Regions from separate parts of the Homo sapiens genome. Here regions 2 and 3 are each linked to region 1. The links are chromatin contacts, found by Hi-C or POLR2A ChIA-PET in ENCODE. All regions are on one chromosome and are shown on one strand. Each heading gives the region's core, a stretch centred on a gene start or an enhancer-like site at or near the end of the contact. The rest is flanking DNA. Distances are from core to core; before and after follow the strand shown.

Region 1 (2,788 bases), core at 40-2,539:
ATTGACAAGGGGCTGTGACAACCCAGGGTAGAGAAGTCTCAGACAACATGATTCTTAGGAAGGGACATGAGATATTCCACAGGACCACCAATCCTCTTTTCGGCAAGTGGTCAAAAGTGGGCTACCATTTTTTCCTGTGTTCCACTCTCCAGTAGCATGAACTGAGACCAGGGATTCCAAACATAACCCTGTGAAGACCCCCTCTGGCTCGCTTACTCTCTCTAGATCACCCCACTTTATACCCTAGAGATTACCTTGTCTGTGGTGGCACTATTTTGGTGGCACGGCTTTGATATTAAGGAAGATGATGGTCAGAAAAAGAAAGCAGAAAATATCTTCTAATTTTGAACCCTACTTTATGTCAGGCACTATGCTAGCACAATACACACTAGAACTCTCTAAGGTAGATATTGTATTATTATTTCTACTTAAAATAAAGAGGCTGAGGTCCAGAAAGTAAATCTGAGTTCTGTGCCTATTTAATCTAGATGACCTCTGCTTACCTGCTTGCAGGGAGTGCACATCAAAGGAAGACTCAAGGTGGCAGGAAGCTTGCTGTTTATTTCAAACTTAAAATAGTGGCTGAAAGAGGGTGGTGATTTTGACCTCCTTGTGGAGCATGAGGAGCTCAGGAGAGCATCTCCTTCCCGGGCTTTCAGAAAGTTGTTTCATTTCTTAGGTGGTAACCTATTATATAGACCTTCCTTGGTAAAGTCTTTCCACCTTTCAGCTATTCTCCATCAGCTGCTCACCATGATTCTTGGGAGAAGGCAAAACCTATGGGAAATTTAATGTGGTATCTGGCACAGAGTAGGCACTGAAGGCTTGGCAGTTTCCTTACCCAACTACTTTCTACCCCAACTTAGTGTGCTAACTGTATACTAGCTTTCTTTTTCTCTTCCTTGCTGTATTGTCCTGTCCCATCTCCTCTGCTCTCCCACAGGGAGTCTAGACTTACCTGTTTTCTCTCAGCAGAGAATTTCCCATCCTCTCAGTCCTCTCAGGGCTTCCCCTCCGTCCCTTTACCACTTCCTTCTTGCCTTGTGCTCTGACAGGGCAACTCCTGACTTAAAGAAAGGGCTGTGTGGCTCTGGCCACCCGTGCAGAGACAGCAGAAAGGAGAAGGGTGTCTCTGCAGAGGGAAGGAAGAGGCTGGGGGAGGAGTGTTAGAGGCACGCATGTGCAGAATGTCCTAACATGTCAGTGCCTGAACCAACCTGGCTGTTGGCCATAACCAGCAACTACCCGTCAATGAGAGCTTCGAACCTCTGGGGAATCCCAGGTCTGAAATTACAGATGGGCCATGGGAGTTTTTCCACTACAGATATTTACGTTTATAAATCACGTTGTCTTCTTAGAAAAGTCAGAAGGAGGTTAAAACAGTCAAGCCACAGACCTGTAGAAAATATAGTATCAACAACTCTCAAATCTGAAAACAAACACCCAGTAACAAAATGGGCAAAATATTTGAACAGACATTTCACCAAAGGAACTATACAGATGAACATTAAAAGATGCTAAACATTGTAGTTATTAGGGAAGTGTAAATCAAATCCACAATGGAACACTTTTACATACTTATTACAATGGCTATAAAACCCTGACAATATCAAGTATGGCAAGGTATGCAAAGCAACTGGAAGTCTCATGCATTGCTGATGAGAATGCAAAATGACAGCCTTTTTGGAAAGAAGTGATAAGGACAGAAGGCAGGGCTTTACTGGGTAGAAGAGGGTGGTTCACTGGCAAAGGTCCCACCCTCAAGCCTTGAAACCGAAGCCCTAAATGAGAACAGTTATCCCTGTTATCCTGCCCAAATGTTACTCTTTAGCCTGTCCAGCCCCCCTATCCCGTGCCCATATAAACCCCAGACCTCAGCTGGCAGACAGACAAGCGGCTGAACATCAAGAGGAGAAGAAGCAACTGAGTGTCAGAGATGTGGCTTAACTTCAGGTGGCATGACTTCAGGGAGGAGCCCGGCCAGAGACAGCAGACTTCAGGGAAAGGTCACTTTCTTCCTGCACCATCCCCTTTGCAGCTCCCCTTCCACTGAGAGCCACTTCCACCATTTAATAAAATCGTCCACATCCATCAACTTTCAAACCATTCATGCAACCTGATTCTTCCTGGATGCTGAACAAGAACCTGGGTACCAACAGGGCAGGGTGTAAAAGGCTGCCACCCTGACTCTCCATTGAGTGGGTTAACACTTAGCTGTCCACGGATGGCAACTGCTAAAAGAGCATGAATTGTAACACATCCCTAAATGCTGCTGTTGGGCTGGAGCCCAAAAGTGCTCATCGAAGCCCTGGCACCCGCTTGCCTGCGTGCTCCCGCTCCCACAGAGAGTTTGAGCATGGTGGTGGCCAAGTAAGTAGGCCACACCCCTGTCGCAAGTCCCGAGAAGGGGTCAAGGGAACTCTCCCATCTCAGAAGTATGGCAATTTCTTATAAAATTGAACATAGGGTTACTGTACAACCTGGCAATTTCACTCCTAGGCATTTAGCCAAGTGAAACTTATGTCCTCTAAGACTGTGTGTACAAATTTTTATATGTGCTTTACTCATAATAGCCGAAATACCCTGGAAATAGCCCAACTGATCTTCATTGAGTGAATTGCTAAATAAGCTCTGTGTTATATTACATCCACACAACAGAATCCTGACCATCATTGAAAAGGAGTGGACTATTAATACATGCAATAACTTGGATCAATCTCAAATGCATTACACTAAGTGAAAGAGACCAGACTTAAAGCCTACCTTCTGTGACATTAGAGATAAGGTG
Region 2 (2,700 bases), core at 84-2,583, 3.0 Mb after region 1:
ATACACCGCCACGCAGTGAGGAAACTTGACTTTAGCACCCTTTTGGTATTTTTAATAGAAAAAACAGTGGAGAAGATTTTCACATGTCTAGAAAGGTAACATGTTCAACTTAGGTTTGGCCAATGCTGATTCTGAGGACAGTACTACACCCGCAAGCTTCCAAACTACTTCCTGATTCATTCAGATTTTCATTGGAGAGCTGTCATCCTGCTACTGACCTCATTCAACCCAGTTCGGAGTGAGAGATCAGCGGATTACCGCGCTAGGTACCGTAGCTGTACGCCATATTGTGTTTTTCGCTAATGTTTAGTTTGTGTGTGTGCCTAGCATATGTTTGTGCAAGTGTGTTTATCAATAGAACTTTTAGAAAATCCCTGCCTCCTGCCTCTTCAGCATCCTTAAAAAGGATAACAGCTGGGGGCGGGGGGTGGGGGGAGGACCCAAAAGCCACACAGACAGGAATACATTAAACAGTGTACGAGAGACGGCATTTGTTTTAAACTTTCAAGAACCTTCCAACCATTTTTATATCAGGAATCAAAAAGTGTTAACATGTTTTAATGTTTCCGAAGTGGCCCAAAGAAGAGAAAGAAGGAAAGGTGTGTCTTCCCTTCCCAAGCCCCCTCCTCTCTAGTCGTAGAAGCGAAGCAGGCGGGGGCCGGGAGCTCCGGCGTCTGGAGAGACATCCAGCGGCTGTGGGGCCAGGACACCTCCTGCCCCCCAGTTCTCTGAAGACGCTCCAGAGACCGCGAGAGCCACGGCAAGCGGGGGAGGGCGAGGAGGGAGGGGGCAGAAGACAAGCGGGCGCCTCTAGCAGCTCCTGAGCCCCGGCTAGTCCCCCTCAGCTCCTCTTCTTGGAAGCAGCGGCTCCAGGCGCAGGGAGTAGAGAGAAGAAGGCAGAAGACACGTTTCCAGCTGCGGGACGTCCCGCCCGCCCCGCCACCCTTCGACCCTCCCGCGCCTCCCTCCCACCTCCCCGCCGGGTCGGGCGAGGCAGCCGCCGGGCGCTAAGAAGGGCGCCGGGGGAGGGGGCGCGGGCGGGGCGGGGCGGGGCGGGGCGCGGGGGCGCGCGCGCTCATCCAGCTCAGGGCCCGCTGGCTCGCCGCTCTGTAACTCGCTCCCCCAACCCCACCCCGCTCCCCTCCTTCCCAGTCCCGCCGCCCCCCACTCCAGGCGCCTCGCAGACGCCTCATCCCCCTCGGCACGCACACACTCCTCCCTCTCTCCCGCCCGTCCCACAACAAATTAGAGTTTGTGGCATTACCTCCTCGCGCTCTTTAATCTTCTTTCCTCAACTCCTAAACTTCCCCCCGCCCCTACTTCTTCGGCAGAAGGCCCACATTGGACGCTTCACTCCGCGAACCCTCTATCTCTCCCCGCTATAGGATAGCTCTCACGCCAATCTTGGCTTCAGTGAGCCAATGAGAATGGGACGCCCCTCGTGAGGTTGCCGCCCATAAACAAAATGCACTCTTCCTTCTCCCCTCCGCCCCCCCGTCCCCGCCCCTTTCTTCCTCTTCCCTCATCTCTGTCACCTTCGATTGGGCTAAAAGAGGCCCAATCCGCTATCTCAAACATCCATTGGGACGCGGAAACTTCGCTCAGAGAAGTATTAACAGGCGATTGGTGGACAATCCTTCCACTTCGCCCACCCCCACAACCCCCTCCCCCCGCCGCACCTTCACCCTTTCTGAAAAGGTCAATCGTATCTCGTTGTTCAGTGATCCGGGAGGTGGAAGGCTATTGGTTCAGGGAGCCCGTCAGACCGGACTGGAGTGAGCCATGATTGGTCGACACAGGCGCAATCAGGTTAGGTTGCTTACTCCTCCGCTCCTCCCTCCTTTTCCTCCACGCCCCATCTCCCCCACCCCCTACTGCTTTTACTTTCTACGCATTTCTATTTCCTCCTTTATTTATTTATTTGTGATAAACTTAAATGACCCGGCGACGGAGGCGGTACTCTAGGAGAAGGCTGAGGATGACGAGCGGCGGCCTGGGGCCAATTGCCGAGAGGGCTGCGGGGTGAGGGGCAGCGGCGGTGGCCAGTGAGAGGCAGGTGTCTGGAGCGCGCTGGGCCTGTGGAGCCGGGATGCCCCAGCGGAGGCGGCGGTTACCCGCTGTCTGGCGCGGCGAGCTGCGCCGGGGGAGCCGCGGGAGCGGAGAGGGGGGTGTCGCTGTCTTGGACAGCTGAGGCAGCGGGATGGAGGCTGGATCCCGGGCGGTGGGTGGGAAAGCCGGAGGGAGGGTCTGGCTGGCGGCAGCGCGCAAGGCCGCACCGGGTCACGCTTGATTCCCGCGGAATGGGGCGCAGGTTGCCAGACCGGGTCCCCAGTGCTAGGGCTCAAGGAAGAATTTGTTCATGCAGAAGATTTAGAAAAATACTATGTAAAAGAGTTTGGAGTAAGCCTCCCTTAATATAAATGAGATTTATTATCCTGCCGGAAAAAGCAGATTATGTTTCTTATTACTGAACGCCTGAAGTACCAACGACTCAACCAGAGCCCACAGAATTCAATATCCTGGGTGGTAAAAGGAACAAATAAAGCAACACGGAAAATTAAGTGTGGTTCAAATGCTTCAATAAAATCTTCGTCCTCAACCATTTGTCATTCAACATAGCACTCCCCAGAGCCAAATTCTTACCAAATATTGGTCCAGTACTCAGGCATTGGAGAAAAAAATGAGGCTGAAGTCCAGCAG
Region 3 (2,838 bases), core at 1-2,500, 4.0 Mb before region 1:
ACACATTTAAAAAGGCACAATTAGAAGAATACCGCAAAAATAAAAAGAAAAATTCAGTTTGATCTGAGGGGGAAAAGAAAAAGCTGTTTTCATGAAAAACAGATTTTGAAGTACTTTTGTCATCAGCTTCCTTTCAATTCTTCTGGTTAATTTCATGAAGGCTGTGCGACCTTTCAACTTCCAAATGTTTGCAGGAGGGAAGGGTGGTAACGTGTGAGTGGAAAAACAATTAATTTTCAAGGTATGGGATTTTATAGTAGAGACTTCCTTAGCAGGATGGACCGTGACAGGGTGTTAGTGATGGAGACCTTAGGAGGAGAGGGCAGAAGATATGGGTTTGAGGTCCTGATGTACTCTGCCTGCTGTGTGATCTTGGACAAGTTCCGACCCCTCTCAGGGGTTCAACATCTTCCTACCTACATGAAGTGATGGGATCAAACACCTCTGTGGCCCTCTCTAGTCTATATGTTTGCATTTCTAACTGTAGAGCATGATAAAAAAATAAATCAGAAGTCAGTGATCTTTAGGTTACTAGTCAGGATGAAACTCAAAAGATCTATTTTTAAAATTATGAGTATTGGGTGTGGTGAAAATATTCATATTTGGGGTCAGAGAGTTTTTCTAATAGAATCAATTCTAGAGCATTCAGACTTGCTCTCACCCCAAAGAGGAAGTGAATGAAAGCTCTTCTTTCTCCTCTGCTGCTTTCTTTGTCCATGGGAGTATGCAAATTTTTCTGGCAACACAGAAGACTGAACACAGGAAGCCTGAACCCCGTGAAGCCATAAGGCTTAGCATGGGTGTGGAGGGTGATCAACCCCTCATCTGTCATTCAGAACTCCATGCTGCAACACAGAGGGGAAAAAAAACCTTCTGCTCCCTGTTTCAACCTCAAGGGCAGAGAACACAGGCCGAGTTGCTGTTCTTGTCTCACAATCTGGAGGCCAGAAGTCTGAAATCAAGGTGTCGGCAGGATTGGCTCCTTCTGGGAGCTGCGAGGGAAGTATCTGTTCCAGGCCTCTCTCCTTGGCTTACAGATGGCTGTTGATATGGTTTGGCTGTGTCCTCACCCAAACCCCATCTTGAATTGTAGTTCCCATAATCTCCACGTGTCATGGAAGGGACCCGGGGGAGGTAATTGAATCATGGGGGCAGTTACCTTCACGCTGTTCTCGTGAAAGTGAGTGAGTTCTCAGGAGATCTGATAAGGGGACTTTCCTCATTTTACTCACTCAGTTCTCTTCCTGCCACCACTTGAAGAAGGACGTGTTTGCTTCCCCTTCTGCCGTGATTCTAAGTTTCCTGAGGCCTCCCCAGCCATGCTGAACTGTGAGTTAATTAAACCTCTTGCCTTTATAAATTACCCAGTCTTGGGTATGTCCTTATAGCAGCATGAGAATGGAAATACAGCCATCTTCTCCATGTGTCTCTTTACATTGTCTTCCCTCTGTAAGCGTTCGTTTCTGTTATAAGACACTAGTCTTATTGGATTAGAGACTGTAATGACCTCATTTAAATTTGATTACCTCAGTAAACACACTATCTCCAAATAAGGTCACATTCTGAAATATTCAGGGTTAGGACTCCAGTAATATCTTTTTGTGGGGAGACACACTTCAATCCATAACATACTATAAGAGAAGGGAGCGCTTACCACTGTCCATTACCTGGAACCAGTTCAGACAACCATCATCTTTCTACATGCGATGGAGAAAACAGTTCACCTGGGCATTTTTGCTATGACAGGAGGAAACGTCAATATCAAACCATTGGAGAAGGTAGCTGAGTCATTCATTTGTGGCAGCAACCATCTTTCCTTCCCGCACCCCCTGGCTAGGCTGCTCCATGTTGGGAGGTGGTGTGTTCAGTACAGCCACAGTGAGCTAAGTGAGGGCTTCAGCTGCAGGCTGGAGTGACCCAGGGAGGAACTGCCGCCTATCAAAAGGAAACACCTGCCACAGAAGGTTCACTGAAGCCTGAGAAAATAAACGTCAAGAGCTCTGGGCTGTGCCACCACCAGTCTCCACCACTATTCTGAGGCAGAATGCACCTATTGGCTCACAATGCTGTGAAAGAAAACAAGAAAGTCGTGATGGTGAGCGCTGCCCTGCAGAGATAATGAGCCACTAGAGTAGTTCTGAGGCAGGAGCCAGAGGAGCTGTGACACAGAGGCAGTCAGGGAGTGGGACTGGGGTCACAGGAGGGGCTGGACCCAGTGGTCTAGTGCCTCATCTCATTCCAGATATGTGACCTAAGATCTGCATGTGTGTGCCTGTGCATGTGTGTGCCTATGTGTATGTGGATATGTGGCAACATATATGTGCATGCATGTAAGTGAGTACACATGCATGTGCATGTGGTGGGGTGTGGGTGACTGGATAGAGGGAGCATGGGGAAAGGGAGGGAAAAGAGGGTTAAAACCGTGACAGGATAATAAGCATCTGAAATACTTAACTACAACAAAATGTTCTGAGGCTTTGTACAGCCTTATTTTCCAAACTGCAGGTTGTGGCTCAGCAGTCAGCTGGGAAATCAATTTACCCATGCAGAGATTCTTAACCTGGGTCTGTGGACACTGCCCTTTCCCCACAAGAGGCCCAAGGATAGAATTGTATTTCAATATCATTGATTTCCTTTGTAAGCCTAAGAGTTTTGCTTTATGCATTTAAAAACACTACAAGAAAGGATCCATAGGCTTCATCACATGGGGTAGAAATGGCACGTGCACACATGCATACACACACACACATACACACAAACAGATACACACACACACACAAACACATATACACACACACACAAGGTTAAAAATCTCTAGGTCAAAACCAGCATTTTAAA

Evidence for each region. A loop is a pair of places that touch in the nucleus more often than their neighbours do. ChIA-PET counts read pairs that join two places held with the same protein, here RNA polymerase II (POLR2A). Pooled maps may share reads with other maps.
Region 2: a pooled map shows a loop between it and region 1 (7-fold over the local background). The contact joins the promoter of ZBTB20 here to the promoter of TBILA in region 1. A Hi-C loop is called at or near these places in 2 of 37 single-sample maps with no recorded cell type and 7 of 50 pooled maps.
Region 3: a loop to region 1 is called in a map of OCI-LY7, with 15 times the contacts of the local background. The contact joins the promoter of LINC01215 here to the promoter of TBILA in region 1. A Hi-C loop is called at or near these places in 1 of 168 maps with a recorded cell type or tissue (OCI-LY7), 3 of 37 single-sample maps with no recorded cell type and 8 of 50 pooled maps. POLR2A ChIA-PET finds 5 or more read pairs at or near these places in 1 of 52 experiments (activated T-cell).

Annotation. Positions count from the first base shown.
Region 1 is chr3:112,132,134-112,134,921 of GRCh38, forward strand. TBILA (TGF-beta induced lncRNA) reads left to right here and starts at 1,290. Exons shown (of 1, transcript NR_157393.1): 1 at 1,290-2,788. GCSAM (germinal center associated signaling and motility) reads right to left here and starts at 1,115. Exons shown (of 6, transcript NM_152785.5): 1 at 959-1,115. The coding sequence starts at 987. It also overlaps a transcript of C3orf52 not described here. RefSeq lists enhancers at 721-780, 1,261-1,440.
Region 2 is chr3:115,145,955-115,148,654 of GRCh38, forward strand. ZBTB20 (zinc finger and BTB domain containing 20) reads right to left here and starts at 1,334. Exons shown (of 12, transcript NM_001348800.3): 1 at 1,265-1,334. RefSeq lists enhancers at 10-119, 1,850-2,059 and silencers at 800-1,069, 1,380-1,549, 2,110-2,329.
Region 3 is chr3:108,123,814-108,126,651 of GRCh38, forward strand. It overlaps LINC01215 (long intergenic non-protein coding RNA 1215), which reads left to right and starts at 1,251. Exons shown (of 2, transcript NR_110030.1): 1 at 1,251-1,329. RefSeq lists enhancers at 434-693, 488-988, 774-823, 894-1,033, 1,314-1,363 and 2 more.